Linked DNA regions of Mus musculus: region 2 is linked to region 1. Evidence: chromatin loops called from intact Hi-C (ENCODE). Cell type or tissue: left cerebral cortex. All regions are shown on one strand. Each heading gives the region's core, and the rest is flanking DNA. Links, peaks and the distances in the headings are about the cores only.

What was found. Peaks named below come from ENCODE experiments on the same cell type or tissue, not always from the same donor. Only the 100,000 strongest peaks of a DNase experiment are listed, where the experiment ranks them.
Region 2: it touches region 1 in a loop (2.4-fold over the local background); 1 of 42 quality-filtered maps calls a loop at or near these places.

What each region holds. Positions count from the first base shown.
Region 1 is chrX:75,412,241-75,420,432 of GRCm38, forward strand. It overlaps Cmc4 (C-x(9)-C motif containing 4), which reads right to left and starts at 4,344. Exons shown (of 4, transcript NM_001294277.1): 1 at 4,298-4,344; 2 at 3,775-3,973. Mtcp1 (mature T cell proliferation 1) reads right to left here and starts at 4,344. Exons shown (of 5, transcript NM_001039373.5): 1 at 3,775-4,344. It overlaps Brcc3 (BRCA1/BRCA2-containing complex, subunit 3), which reads left to right and starts at 4,388. Exons shown (of 10, transcript NM_001358737.1): 1 at 4,388-4,601; 2 at 5,337-5,353; 3 at 6,171-6,225. The coding sequence starts at 4,479. In left cerebral cortex, for the core only: a CTCF peak has its summit at 4,455; a DNase peak (open chromatin) is centred at 4,385; H3K4me3 peaks cover 1,995 bases; H3K27ac peaks cover 920 bases.
Region 2 is chrX:75,124,877-75,133,068 of GRCm38, forward strand. It overlaps Mpp1 (membrane protein, palmitoylated), which reads right to left and starts at 6,140. Exons shown (of 12, transcript NM_008621.3): 1 at 5,849-6,140; 2 at 861-1,004; 3 at 495-573. The coding sequence starts at 5,950. In left cerebral cortex, for the core only: no CTCF peak of the experiment used is centred there; DNase peaks (open chromatin) are centred at 4,738 and 6,143; H3K4me3 peaks cover 1,686 bases; H3K27ac peaks cover 880 bases.

The DNA.
Region 1 (8,192 bases), core at 1,514-6,513:
GTCAAAAATATCTCTCTGTGTTTACAATTCTCAGAGTTTTGAGAGGCAAGGAAACTCTCCATAATAGTCTTCTGTCCAGCTTCGGATCTCATAACTTCACATGCATTTTTCATGAATAGAATCTTGTAGAAACCAGTCATAGGATCATGGTGCAGATTCACTGTATTTCTACCTTTACAGAGCACACATTCATCAGTGGGTATCTGTGCCATGATAGAGACCCTCCCATTCCCAATAAGTAACTTTTAGTGGAAAAGGAAATGAAGCATAGTTTGGGAGATGGTTAGAACCTTCAAAATGATAGTGTTCAGACCAAACCAGATGTCAGTTATGATGTGGAATGAGAAGAAGGCAGAAATAAAGGAATTAAAATAAAACCTAGTCCTTTTTTTTTTTTTTTTAGGGATGCCATCCTGAATTTGATTTTTCCTTAACACTGTTTTTCTGCCTGTGCCCTAAAAGGTAAGTAGGAATAAAAATTGTTGTCTCAAAATGGGTATGTTGGTGCATGCCTGTAACCCCAGGATGACAGAGGCTGAGCAAGGTTCAGCCCAGTCTGGGATACATAGAAAGTTTGGCTAATCTCTAGGTTAAGGAGATAAGGAGGCCTTGTCTCAAAAAAAAAAAAAGAAAAGAAAATAGAAACAAAGAGAGAGAGAGAGACAGAAAGAGAGAGACAGAGGCAGAGAGAGAGAAAAGAAAGAAAGAGAAAGAAAATATAGTGACTAATAAATAGGCATCATAGTTAGCCATTTATTCCCTGAGTGATTATGACTTTGAACCTCTCACATGTTCCCCCTTTCACCTGGATGTACTCTCATTTCCAACTTATTTATGAAAGAAACCTTTTTCTATAACCAAACCTCCTTTCTATAATATGGCAATATCACCTCTTCTGTACAGTCAAAAGTTATGAGTTATCTTGAATTTTTTCCATTCATTTGCTATAGTTTATGTAACCAATTCTAGCAATATCATTATTGCCACTGTATTCAACCCCAAATTTCTTTCAAATACCAGGGCTGTCTCAAGCTTCATACTTTTGCTGTTCCATGAGTCTCTAGCTATAAAACTTGGAATTTTTTTCATTCAGCAAATACAAATGTTCTGCCTTTCTTCTAGAGCTTTAGAAAGATCATCCCCAGCAAATTCTAATATAAAAATAAAATGAGTGCACACACATACACACAAACACACACACACACGGAACATTTTGAAAGGAGAATCCAACTGTTAAAGGCTTCAAGACCATTTCAACTTCATAGGTATAGATAGGTCCTAGCAACAACCAACATGTTGACATTTACATTTCTTTTGAATCAAAACAAAACTTTATTGGTCATACTGACATTGAAAGGAAATAATTCCAGTGGAAGAGAAGGCAGATAGCATGTAATATTCTAAATTATTATAAGGCACTACAAAATGTTCTTAGAAGAAAGGCATTATAGTGTGCTGCTATAACCTCCAGAGGATAACAGGTTGAGCACTGACAATACGAGCCTGGGAACAACACTCGGCACATTAACCTGGATTTATGTGTCCTATCATTAAGAGGGCAAATTGGCCCAGAGGCAATTCCAGTGATCAAGGGTCTAATAAGCCACCACATAACTATGAAACCGTCGACACCCTCAATAGAGAAATGCAAAGGCTTAGCAAAAGGCATCCAGATCAAAGTCTATAAAAAATCACATGTTGGATGAATGAAACATCATTTCTATAAATGTGATTCTTAGAACACTTTCCCAACATTTTCCTTGGTCAAATAAGTTTGGGAATATTGGAGAGTATAAAAGCACATTAGCATAGTAAAAACTCCAACCAACTTATACTGTACAGAGATTTTATATAGTTTTAACATTTCCCAAATTTATTTGACTAGAGAACATTTTTTGGCATATGGTATTTGTTCACAAATTTCAGGATTCCCCCAACTAAGGAATATCTTAATCTCAGGATAAACTTAGTTACAAGGTACAATACAATACATGGAATATAACCTATGCAATTTAACTTAAAATACTACCAGTTTCAAATACAAATATATCCCCAAAATGTTTGCATAACTTTACAGCTATCACAACCACTAAGAGATTTCCTCCATAAAAGTTGCCTTCATTCCGAAAGCCATGTTGACTTAGACAAATTATTTTTAGATACTTTGTAAATTAGGTTCTAAATGAATGATGGAATACAGAAGAGCTTTCTTTGGTTGTAATTTAAGTAGAACCATCATTTTTCCTTACAGAAAGGATGATTTTATATATTTTTCTTTAAAAGAATATGATTTGCTTTAATTTTGAGGTGTTTAAGTTTTTTAACTAGCATCAATAAGTTGAATGCCCTAGTTATTTGAAGTTATTTAATAATGCCATCCAATTATAACTTCAGTTGGCAAAGAATACAGGCCTAGGTATCAGCTTGCCTGATGAATGAATCCCGCTTCTGTCACTGAGAAGCTTTATGACCATCAGACAACCTACTTTTTCCTCCACTTTCTCTGAGGTGTAAAATTATGAACACATTGATTGTAATGATACTTAGTAAACACTTCTCATAGGTTTTAACATACGTTTAGGTATATTAACCCATTTGATCTTTACAGTCTTCATGGGATGCTATGAGTCAGGGATTAGTATTATTCCCACTTAAAGGTGATGAATATAAGGCACACAGAAGTTAGGTAACTAGTCTACTAGTTCACACAACTAGAGGTTGCAGAGCCTGATTCCAGTTGAGGCAGTTCATAGACACTATATATGTAAATTCTTAGTAGAGTCTTTAGCCTATAATAAGCTTGCTATAAATATTAATCATTACTTCCCTCTCCAGTCAAATGTTTGGAGCTATGATAGGTAGCATGAACACTCTAGAATATGAGACTGACTAAAATCAACAAACAAAAGTATTTTTCTTCTTGAAGGTAGCTAAACAAATTGATAAACTAAAAATATCCCTTAAGCAAATATAGTAAGATGAGCAGTCCATGCTGCCCCATCAAGGCAGGACATGTTAGCTATGAACAGTAACTGAAAATAACATATGATATAAAACTGAAACTTAGAGAGAAGATATAGATAGGTCCAATTACACCCCTGCAATTTCTCCAATCTTTATCATTATAAAACTTAAATCATGGAAAGATGTGGACTAAGCATTAGGCAAAAACAGAGGTTGCTAGCATATATATTGTACCACAGTGCTCTGGACTTGGGACAGTATTTGTATGGAGACTTAGGTTGGAACTGACTTGGGAGAAAAGAGCAAAGCATCAACACCTCTTCAAGTAACACCTTCAATATGTTCCCTTTCCAGTACTGCCATATCTGTCTGGCTTCAGAACTACAAAAGGAATTTTTAAAAAAAACAAATTCAAACAAAAGCATATGAGATGTGGAGGCTGTGTGGTATATATTTTGCATTCATTTATAATCAGTACTAAACCCCTTGTGTAATTGGTAAACTTGTAATTTTTTAAGGAAGATTTGTATATTTTCCCCTCAGTTCATTGGCATATTTTAAAATAAAATTAGTTTTATATATAAGTTAACCATGTCTGACACCAAGGAAATGATCAGAGGGAATCTGTAATTTTCTATAATTAGTTACTTGATGTGATACATTCAAACTTGAACAATAAAGTCCCTCCATCCTTCTCTTCCTGTACCAGACAAATATATATCTAAAAGCTTTTGTAAAAAGTAGCAGCAAGCAAACTGGAGTTACTTTTTCAGATACAGTAAAACACTGTTTCTGTCAAAGGCTACTCACATGAATAAAATGTTTCTTGGACTAATTATTCCGCCTCCAGCACAGCTAGGCTAAAACTTCCAGGTCCCCCACCCCGGGACACTCAAGCAGGGTTCGCGTTGTGAGCCTAGGACGAACCAAGGGGCATCCCGAGCCGAGGTCACTAGAACTGAAGGTAGGAGGTGCAGGCCAGCAGCCGGAAGTGGTCCAAGGGCTGTGACTTGGAAATAAAAGAAAATAAAATAAAACCTTAACTGTTTTAGGACCGACTTTCAAAAGAGGCCCTTTATTCGCAGCGATGTCGCCTCAAAGTGCTGTCCGTGACGCATGTAGGCCGCGCCGGGCTCTCATCAGCGGGCGGGCAAAATGGGCGCCAGCACTATGAAGGCGTCTGCCCTGGCGGCCTGGAGCTACTCACAGCCTACGTCCGCCCCGGCGGGGGAACACCGCCTCCCTGCTGCCCAGCTAGCTGCCCAGCCTGACGCGTAGACCTCTTTCGCCAGCCACCACCCAACGTCCCAATGCTTTGCTAGCCGAGACCAACCCGCTCTTCTCCCAGGTGCTGCTAGGCGGGCACCGCCTCTGAGCCCCAGGCTCCGCCCCTGTGGAACCCGCGCTGTTCTTCCAGGGCTGGGCGGAGCCTCAAGCTAAGGGCTGGTCGCTGCGTCTGAGCGCCGGGTTGGACGAGCCGCTGTGCGCCCTTGGCGGACGTGAGCGGAAAGAAGATGGCGGTGCAGGTGGTGCAAGCTGTGCAGGCGGTTCATCTTGAGTCTGACGCTTTCCTAGTTTGTCTCAACCATGCTCTGAGCACAGAAAAGGAGGAAGTGATGGGTCTGTGTATAGGGGAGGTAAGTTGGCCACCTTGGCTGAAATCTTGCTGATCAATACCCTGTGTTCCTGGAGGCGGCTGGGAGGCCATAGGGATGTGATTTGGATCCTTTGAGGTGTTTTATTTTGTTGTTCGAGACAGGGTTTCTCTGTGTAGCCCCGGCTGTCCTGGAACTCACGCTGTAGACCAGGCTGGCCTCGAACTCAGAAATCCGCCTGCCTCTGCCTCCCGAGTGCTGGGATTCCGGCTTCCTTTGAGTTTTTAATGCTGTCGCGGGGTACTTTTCTTCTGGCGCTCTGATCCATGCTTATGTTCCTGTAAACCCTCAGCGGTCTGCATGAACTCAGGGGATGGGGGTTATCATACCAGTGATTAAAACTGCAAACCAGGCCAGAAACACATTCTGGCATGAGTTATCCAGATATTAGAAAACCAGTAGCCCAGGTTACAGCCTTGTGTCTTGCCACCAGTTTTTCCTATGTGAAGCAGAGCTAGCTATCACTAAAGCATTTTTAAAGCCCAGCAAAGAACTCAAACAGAAGGGTTTCATGGACTCCAAAGTCTCTTTGTGGTTAAATGTTACAGATATTTGAAAGTAGATGAGGAAGTACAGTGTAGCTTTAAAGTACTCAGAATGAATTCTCCAGTCTTTCATACTGTTGTGTGTGAACATATGGCCTAATTTTCATGTAAATGTGCATCCCTATAACTAACTAAATGTGTCATTAATATTTTCTGCTCTTTCCTACTCTAGTTGAATGATGACATAAGGTAAGACTATATTTGTTTATTTACATATTATAAACTAAACTGATTCTTAGTGAAGAAGTACAGCAACTTTTTAACAGTATTTACATGTTTTATCTTAATATTAACAGTATAGAGATGCCTCACTATAATCTGAGTTCTACCGTGATCCTAAAGATTCATTTTAACCTTATATCATAGCATAATCTTTATGTAAAATATATATGCTCCTATGTGGAAAATCTGGCAGAAGAAACCAACATCATAAGTGAATTTGTAAAAGTTCTTAAACATAGAATTTTGTTGGAGATCCAGAGCCTAACTGATTACTGCATAATAGCTAAATGAATAGAACTTTGTTGACTGGAATAAAGGCAGCTTATTAAAAATGACTATCAATATACTTGACATTTGGTTCTATTACATTCCATTTTCTCGCTTTATTTGTTTTATATCTCTCTTCCCTGAAACACCAGGGATAGGCCACTTACTTTCCTTATGGCAGATAATGCCTACATATTGAGAGGCTTTTCCCTTGTTGACCCATTACCCATCTAAATTATCAGTGGATTTCTGTCCCACCCCTGTGAATCCTACAGATCCTAGTAGCTTAAAAGCTTCAGAGATGGTAAAACCTTTGAGTCTCTATTGTTTAAACTGCAAAGCGTAGCTTATTGTTTATCAAGCCTTCTCCTTAAAACCTGGAATCTACTCTGTTCTTCTTCCTCCCTCTTCTGTTTCAGCTAAGGTTACATTGCAAAAACTGTTTATGTTAGTTTTCCTTGACTCCTTTTTCTATTCTAAACCACAATTACTCTCTTTTCTAATCTATCTCCAATAGGAGTGACTCCAAATTTACATACACTGGAACGGAAATGCGCACAGTCCAAGAAAAGGTATGTATGATAAAATTCTGGATGATCAAAATTTATGATTGGGGAGAAAGTTCAGCAGTCTGTTTGAGGACTTCAGCCAGGATATTAATCCACTTTGTAATTGTGCAGCATAGTTTTTTTCCATACTAAAATCAGATGAAAAATCTCATGAGAATGGGACCTAGTTAGTTTCTGGCTTTTCTCCTGAGTGTTCATTCCCACCTCAGTTTTCCTGCCATTCTCTAGGCTAATTGTATAAAACTAGTTAGATTTTCCTTCAATATATTAGAGCCCAAGGAGTCTGTAAAGTACAGTAAAAGTAATTGTTTCTTATCCTTTCTCCAAGCTACTAGGGAAAGCATCTACTTACTTACTTACTATCTTTATTTCCTATATACAAATTCCTTCACTATAACCTCTAAGCCTCCTTAATTCCTGTATTAAAGTTTTCTAGAGGAACAGAAGCAATAGAATTGAAATCTCTTTCTTACAAGAGGAAATTTATAGGATTTATTACCCAGTTGGGGCCTGGGTGGTCCAAAATTGGCCGTGTGCTTGCTGGAGAGTGGGATAATTCCATACAGGCTAAATCAAGAAAATGAAAGCCTCAGCTCAAGGAGGATAAATGCTGTAGCTCTACTGCAGGCCTAGAAACTCCCAGGAGTTTAGCTGGTGTGCATCTTCACTGGATGGCTGAAGGCTATTGGGTCTGGTGGCTGTTGGTGATAGATACAATGCTACATGCACTAGCTCAGGAAGGATGGAACTAGCCTGCCCTGCTCTTCTCTTTCTTTAATTTCATCTGGATTCCCAGACTATTGCATGGAGAATCCACATCCAGGGGGAAAGACTCTCCTGCTACTCTCCTGTAAATCAGTCCTCCTTTAAAATGCTGGAATGGGCACACCAACAGGGAGTGTCCCTAATCTTACTCAAGAAACCATTCAACCCAACCAAATTGACAACCTAGATTTACCATAACATTTTTCCTATGTATAAGGCTACAAATGATATACTTAAGTCACTCTCAGTTTTTAAAAGGAACAAAAGCCTTCTTATTAATTCTATATATCCCTTTGGTCAATACTCTTTTGTAAACTTTTTTATTCCCCTTGATCTTTTTATTTGGAGTTTGTTATTTTTAGTAGTTACTAATTTATATATAAATTTTAATTGCCATTTTCTTGCTTACTATTTAATCTACCTTTTGTCTTGAATTACTCTTTTTCTCTTTTCTTACTTTCTTTTGTATTATTCAAATATATTTTATTATTCTATTTGGCCCTCCATTTATTAGTTACAATAACCTTTTATTTTTTACTGGTTATTCTACATATTTTAATATGTTTTCTTCATTTGTTAAGTGTAATACAACTATTTTTACTGTTTTTCCAATACAATTTTGTAATATCTTAATAAACTCACTCTAAGGTGAAAATATCATACACCCAAGTGTATAATACACCTAAAGTACCAGACTTCCTAGGAAGACTCAAATTTAGAGTACAATTTCTGTCTAATGTATACCACCTCCCCATCAATGTAAAGTTGAAAAATCCTTGGTAAAATAATTATAAGTTGGGGAGTATTCATAATAAAATTTTAGAACATTTGTTATGTTAATTTATACCCTTTACTTTTTGGGTTATTGTCATACCTTTTAATTACATATATTAGTATATTATATATTGTATATGTATGTATGTATAAAAGCTTTATTTAACATTATTACTACTATTTTGTACACTCTGTATTCATTGTGTTTATACAGATATTTATATGGCACTTTCCTTTTTGTAATTTTCTGGAATTACCTTTCTTTCTGAAGAACTATAACATTTCTGTTTTTATAATTCCCTCCATTGGATATCTGAATATGTCTTTTATTTTATCTGCAGTTTAAAGGATACATTCTTTGACTATAGAATTCCTGGTTTGCATCTATTTTATTTTAGTATTCTAAGATATAATCTTTGGGATTTCATAGT
Region 2 (8,192 bases), core at 1,816-6,815, 290 kb before region 1:
GTGGTGGTGCATGACTTTAATCCTGGCACTTAGGAGGCAGAGACAGGCATATCTCTTTGAGTTTGAGGCCAGCCTAGTCTCAACAAAGAAATCCTATCTCAGGGGATTGGGGTGGGGGTGGGGGAGTTCAGAATTCATACTAAAATCTTACCATGCAATTTTCTAGAGTCAGGTGGTTTTGTTTGGTTGGTTTAGTTTTCGAGACAGAGTTTCTCCGTGTAGCCCTGGCTGTCCTGGAACTCACTTTGTAGGCTAAGCTGGCCTCGAACTCAGAGATCTGCCTGCCTCTGGTTCCTGAGGGTTGGGATTAGGGCAGGCACCTCCATGCCTGGTTTAAAGAGTTAATTTTTAAGCCAAGGAATCTCTTGTCACTCTCATGAAAATGCTATCAGTTTGTAGGACTATAAGCTCCTTGTCCCAAACAACTGAACAGAGAGTAAATAATTATCCCAGGGTAAAATTAGACTTAGGACCCCTCCTCCCTGCCAGAGTACCTTGTCTATGAATCATGCCGCCATGGAGAATTCTGGCCACGGTACACGACTGTTTTTCATTCAGCTTCAAAGTGATCCCCTGGAATAAAGGCAATGAAAAGGAAACTTTGTTTTAAGCCCTTGCTGAGGACATCTTTAAAGCATCTTAAGGAAATTTTGCAGGGAAAACCATTTCCATCTGTATCATGGGCAGGTCTCAAGTAGAAAAAGCAGGAAGCTTGCTCTGAAAGGTGCTTGAAATGGGGACAAAGAGACACAGCAGTAAGTCTGTACAATTCCAGGAGTGGCCTTTGGCATATACTCTTACGGCCTAATGACTTTATCAGTAGAGTATAAGTGATAAGGGACAATAGGACAAGAGATTACCATGGGCTCTTCTGTGATCTTCTCAAATTGTATGAGACGAACTCTCCGAGCCTCCTGACCTTTGGCATGGGCAGGGCTACCTGGAGCAGGGGACCCATTGGTGTACATGTCCTCAGTAGTAACATTTGACTGGTTCAATGAAGTCTGTCAAGTTAAAACAGATTAATGGATAAAATACACAGTAAAACTCCATAGTTAATCAACAATCTGTAATTAGAACCCAAAAAGCTTCTAGAATATAAAAAATAGAATATAAAAAAATAGTTATTTTATAAGGTTGACATCTACTCTCATTAGAATCCATGTGAAGCTGTTTGTAAACATTCCTTATTCAATTTAATACACACATTTTACAAGGTCATTGCAGATAAAGGAATGATTTTCATTAAAAAATATTCTGAAGGATTAAGAGATAGCTCATTAACATCATTGGCTATTCTTTGAGAGAACTTGGGTTCAATTTTCAGCACTCACATGGCAGCTCACAACTGTCTGTAACTTAAAAGTTTGGAGGTTGGAGAGATGGCACAGCGGTTAAGAGCACTGACTGCTCTTCTGAAGGTCCTGAGTTCAAATCCCAGCAACCACATGGTGGCTCACAACCATCTGTAATGAGATCTGACGCCCTCTTCTGGTGTGTCTGAAGACAGCTACAGTGTACTTACATATATAATAATAAATAAATCTTGAGTCCACAGAGAGCAGAGGTTCTGAGTTCAATTCTCAGCAACTACATGATGGCTCACAACCATCTGTACAGATAACAGTGTACTCATATACATAAACTAAATAATAAAATAAAAACTTAAAGTTTGGATTATTTGAGGATAATATGAAGACATCTTGCCTTTATTATTCACAAATGTTTGTGCATAAAATAATAAATCAAAACCTACACAGCAAGCCAGAGGAGGAAAAACTAGTGTGAGCTTGGTATTTGGGTATAAACTGAAAATGGAGAGCAGCTTTTTTACTATCCACACACAGAGACACTAGGAAGAGCTGTGAAAAATATATCTTGCCAATTCATTTTTCTGGAGGAAAGAAGAGTCTTGAGTAGGAATCATCATCCCCCCCCCCCCCGCCCCGGCACAGAAGGGTGGGAAGATGACAGACAAGGAGATCTGGCCTAGAAACCTAAGGAGAGAAGTATGTCTTATAACATAGGTGTGCTTTCCACAAAGGTCTCTAAATTTACTGCTTCCTTTCTAACTGAAAAAACAATGAGGACTGGCATAGTGTCACTTACTGTGTAACTTCCACATGAGGAAGTGTTGAGAAATTGTCTTGTTTAGCAGCTAAAATGTCCCAAAACTCATATGACCATCACATGATCTTTATGTTGTAACAAAAATGTTGAAAAGGGGTTGTAATTTGAAAATTAACTTAGAATACCTAGCAACACAGAACTTCACACAACAAACAATTCAATGACACTACAGTCACTGCATGGGAAGACACCATGTAGCCATGAGAAGGAAGCTCTGAGGTAATTTTGAAACCATCTGTTCATGTGGAAAATAAAACAACTTGAAGACAATTATGCTAGTTTCACCATAAATAGTGAAAAAATGAATATATTCACGTTTACCTACACACAAATAATGTCTGGAAGGAACAGTGGTGGTTTCTAGGAAGGGGGAAATTGGTTGGCTACAAGACAGAGTGAAAAGGAAATTGCCTTCACGGGCTAATTTTACTCACCATATCTTCCAAATTGTGCACTATGTGTTTAAATACCTTAAGAAAATAATTTAGCAAAAAAAATATTAAACAGAACTTAAAAACTTGGGACACTTTTTTGGGGGAGGGGGTGAGACAGGGTTTCTCTGTGTAGCCCTGGCTGTCCTGAAACTCACTCTGTAGACCAAGCTGTCCTTGAACTCAGAAACCTACCTGCCTCTGCCTCCCAAGTGCTAGGATTAAAGGCATGTGCCACCACTGCCCAGTGGGACACACTTCTTACGAGAAAAACCCAGTCTAGGATAGATTCCTGGCTCTTTTACTAATGGCTGGTAACTTTGGATTCTTGACCTTCTTGCATTTGTGTTTTTTCAATTGTAAAAATGAGGATGGTAACTTAAGGACTTTACTGGGTTGTGAGCTTAACATAACTTAGAAGCACTGGGTAAATGTGAGCTATGGTTACTATGTTGCTGTACAGCTCTCTATTGGGAGTGCTGACATACCAACAATACCAAAAGAAGCCACTCAAGAAAATGCTCAGCATTCAAATCCTCATATATCCCTTCATTTTTATGTCACAATGATTACTTTCTATTCAGAAAAAATGAAAAATGGAGCTGCTTGAGTTTCAGTTGTTAGAAGCCTGTGTGTGCATCCAGAGTGTACTATACAGATAAAGCACATCAGCCAAAGACCTTTAACCATGTGGCCTTTGGATTGAGAGATGTATTTAGTGCCTGGCAAATAAAGCTCTAGTTAATATATGATTTTAAGACAATACCTGCCAGAAAAATTCTGATTCTTGAGCCCTCCTGTCTCTCCAGTTCTTATCATTTATAGTTAAATAGTTCTAATCTCTATACTTCCCTGGGGAATTGTTGGTTTTCTCATGACTTTTCTAACTTTTTTGTTGTACTTTTTCCCACTCACAAAGTGAAACAGATGTGCATGTGAAGAGTGGGTACTTGTGATTCAGTCAGGGGCTACACAAGGCTGGCAGGTGATAGTAAGGAACTCCCAGCTCTTCTGTATTTAGAGTCATTCATTTCCTTGGACTAGGCATTCTAAGTTCACCATGTGGAAGCAGTTGGCAATGAGCCTAACAGTAGGCTGAACAAATGTTTGTTCATTCCTGTGCTCAGTAGTTCACTGTCATTTTGTTCTGAAGCCAATTGGTTTAAATGAGAAAGTCAACTATAGTTGCCCCTGCTCTATTCACCCCCACTACCCCTGCCCCCACCCCTGCCAATTTTTTCAATCTATTTTTTTATTTCAACTTCCTTTGAGAAACTGTCTCTGCCCTTTGAACTGTGCTGCAGATGTTTCCTCTGAAGGAGGTGTAGGGGGTGAAGCACTGTGGAGTGGCCAGCATTGCTGAAGCCTGCACTTTGTAGAATCTAGGAGTTAAAGGGCAAACAGGACAGCCTGTGCAGAGACACCAAGGTTCAATGCCATGTACAATAGCAGAAAACAAGTCTTGGTTGAATCAGTAGGGAGCATGGTCAGTGAGTCTGCTCCTGATTATCATTCTACCAGAGAAAAAGACTCCTTCTTAGGTTTGGCTGTATCATTTGAAGAGGATATTTCCATTCAAGGTCTGTGTTTTCAGAGAATTTAAACTAAAAAAACAAAAAGTACTATTTTCAAATTATTTAGTCTTTGCCCCAGTTTTCTCAGTACCTAGTATAGTCTGTTAGTCTTCTTCATATTCTGTCCTTCACTTCTAGGATATCTATGATTTTATTTTTCAAAACCAGAAAGACCTAGATACCTTACAGATAGGAATTTGGTTTTATTGTGGCCACAGTGGCTTAAGTAGATTAGAATTTTTATCACATTAAGTTTTGTTCTTTGCACTTTATTTGCTCACCTTAAATAAGACACTGAACTAGAACATCAGGAATAGATGTTTCCTTCAGCAGTCATGACACTTTGGAGGGAGGTCTGATAATTTCTTGCTGTAAAAAATAAATCCATCTAGTTGTGACACTAAAAATGTCCTGAAGTCTGACATGTTAGCCCATATAGTGCCTATAAACTCAGGAGGCTGAGGCAGGAGAATTGCAAGGAATTCAAGGCCAGTTGGGGCAACTGAGTAAGCTACAAGGTAACCTGAGCTAGTGTGAGACAGCGTCTCAAAGCAAGAAACAAACAGATAAACAAAAAAAGCAAAATGTCCTCCTACTTGCCAGCAAGAGAGATAAAATTTGCTGACATTTAATTGGTGCACAGTTTCTTCCCCTAAGCAGTGAGTTGCTCTGTCAGTGTTACTAAAAGAGGACTTTGGGTGTGGAGCATAGAAAGGCAAGATTAAATAACCATACTTCCAAAACTAGCTTGGGGAGGGGAAATGACACCAGAGATAGGGAAAAGGAAACAGAGCTCCAGAATTGAGGAACCAGAATACAACTGTCATAATATGGATTTTTTTCTCGTATTAATTCTTCACTTTTTCTTTTTTTCCCTTTATCAAAAAAAAAAAAGTGATCAAAACACATAATAGCTACCATTCCTGTAAAGGTTTTTGGATTTATTTCCTCAGTTTCATCTAGTATCATCTTTGAACATTTTGTGTAAGTAATGTATGTTGTTTAATAGCTGTACCTTCCTATCACAAAGCCATCTTCGCTGTATCACAAGCAGCATCATAAATCTCCCAGGAGAAGGGACTGGGGAGCAGAGGGAGCAGGGTCCGTAGGTGAATGGGGAGGGGGAGACATGTTACATAGAATCTAATCACAACCACCTCTGGAGGCCTGACATATTAGATTAATAACTATTTACTGTCTAACACTGGAATATGAATGCTACCTTAGTTTACAGCATAGCACAAGGAGACCCCCTGAAATGAAATGCAGAGGGAAATGTGTGAGCTTTTTAGAGCACGAAGTTGGTTTTCACAACCATGTCTGTGAAACAACACAAACGCTCAATAACAGCCAGGCAGATCTACTATTGGATGTGTTCCTTAAAGTCTTATTTTCCTTCTTCAAGTCTGTTAGTAGACTTCCATCCATGAGCAAGTTTTCTTTGACCTTAAGTATTCATTTAGTCCTGGCCTGCCTCTCGGGATTTTCACCTAGGAGGGCTGCTCCAGGCAACTATCCACCACACCCAGATCTCAGCAGGAATCGGGCCCAGTGCTAAGGCCTCCACCCTGGGGGCAAGACACCCAAGATCTGGCCATCCGGGGACAGAGCGCTTGGGAACAAGGCCATGGATAGGAAAAATCCAGCAGCAGATGGAAAGGCCTGGATCCTAGACCCAACCCGAACCCAGAGGACCCCAGGGGTCCCGCTAACCTCAGGTCGGTTACGCTTCTGTAGTAAGTGCTCCAGGTAGAGGTCCGAAAGTGCGGTGCGCATGCTGTTCCCTCCCTCGCCTTCGCTCGACTTGAGCGTCATCTCTCAGGAGCAGAGACAACCAGACGCAGTAGCCGCAGAGCTTTGAGCCCAGGAATCGCAAATCGGGGAACTGCGGCCTGTTCAGAGACGAGCTAGACTAAGGCGGCGGAGGAGGCAGGGATCAAGAGCTGCGCTGAGAGCCAGGAGGGCCAAGCAGAGCAGTACCCACGCTCCGCCTACTCTCCACCCTGGCCCGCCCCTAAGCCCACCCACGCCTTGGCCTTCCTTGTGCTTAGCGATTGGAGAAGGCGCAGTTTAGCGTTGCTTGAAAGCTCCGCTCTAACCACGCCTCTGCGGGCCCTGTCGAGATGCGCAGCCAGCATCCCTGAAAAGATAAAATTCCGAGACAGGAGCTTCCATTCTCTCTCTTACTCGCACGACCTGTGAACTACCGAAGCGGATCCCAAAATGTCCAACTACTGCAACTGCAGCTCTTTTACCAACCACGAGTTGCAACTAGCTGAGTGAACTTTACATCCAGATTGCTCCTGACATCAGGAATCAACCAGCTACCCTGAAGAATGTAGGGGCTCTTAAATTGGTCCCAAGGCCAATGCACCTTTCCAGGTTTAGACTTGTAAAAGTGTGCTGCTGGTACCATCATTTACATTGGTATATGCTATTCAGCGAGGAAAGATGGGACTGCCCTCAAGAGCAAACTGGTTTTATTTACCTTAGGCCAGATCTCCTGTTGTTAATGCCACACAATTTCTAGGAATCAACAGAAGCAAATGGAACAAATAATCTTCAAGAATTGGAGTAAACGCCCTAAACTTCCAAATGGTCTGGAGACTAATGAAAGACTTTCTAAACAAAATGAATGTTTACTGGGTTTAAAGGCTCCTTGGGAATCCTGTCCTAAAATTCAGAGCTTGTATGATTGATAGCTTACACTCTCCCCCGTCCCTAGAAGAATTACTTTTAGGTGGAGAGAGAGGAGAAGAAAAGAGAAGAGAAGAGAAAAGGGGAGGAGAGAAGGGCAAAGGAGGAGATCTTGGTACAGAGGAAGAGAATACACTGAGCAATGTTACAGAATAATCAACTATGTAACACCTCTGTGCCCATATACAAAGGTACTCAATAATAAAAACAGCTAGGTGAGTAAATAAGGCCTTTCATTAACTGACAGTGGAACTGGAAAGGATGAAATTGGAACCTTGGTTTATGTGATACACAATGAAGATGAACCTCAGTTGGCGGACTGCTTAGCTAGCATGCAAAATCCCTGGGTTCAACTCTCAGTAATGCACACACTATTCATGATAGTGCGTGCCTATAATCTTAGCATTTTGGAGGTGGAGTTAATAGGATCAGAAGTTCAAAGTCATTCTCAGTCACTCAGTAAGTTTGAGGGCAACCTAGAATACATAAGACCTTGTCTCAAAACAAAACTAATAATAAGTAAATAAGAAAAAGAACTTTAAAAAATCAGAATATTTTATTCCACTTAAATATATGGATGTTGGAGAGTATATATTTTTAAGGAAAATGTAATTATATATTTTTATAACATGACACATAATCAAGTCTTTTTATTCTTTTTATCATATATATTATTGTATTTATTCACTTTGTATCCTGCTCACTGTCTCCTCCCAGTCACCTCCTCCTACCATTCTTTCTCCCATCCCCCCTTCTCCTCTGAGTAGGTGGGGGTTCCTGAGTATTCCCCCACCCTGATACATTAAGTCTCTGTGAGGCTAGGTGCATCCTCTTCCACTGAGGCCAGATAAGGCAGCCCAGCTAGAAGAGTATACCCCACCTACAGGCAACAGCTTTTGGGATAGCACCTGCTCCAGTTGTTGGGAAGAAAAAGAACTTTTTTAAAACAAAAGAGAACTAGACATAGTGGCACATACCTGTAATCTCAGTGCTTGGGTGGTAGATACTGGAGAATCTTGAGTTTAAACTCAGCTTCTGCTACAAGGTGAATTTGAATCCAACTTGAGCTATACCAAACACTTTCTCAGAAACAAACAATCCCCAAACTATGAGAGAATGGGAAGCTGACTCACTGGTTAGGATAACTTACTGTTCAAGCATGAAGACCTGAATTTAAATTCCCAGCAACCACTTAAAAAGCTGGTCATGGCCAAACATGCTCGTAACCCCAGAGCTATGAAGAGAAATAAGAGAATCTGTTGGCTGCCAGCATAGCTCCAGAGTCAGTGAGAGACCCTATATTAAGGAAAATAGGGTGAAGAGTGATAGAGAAAAACACATAAGGTCATCCTCCCATTTC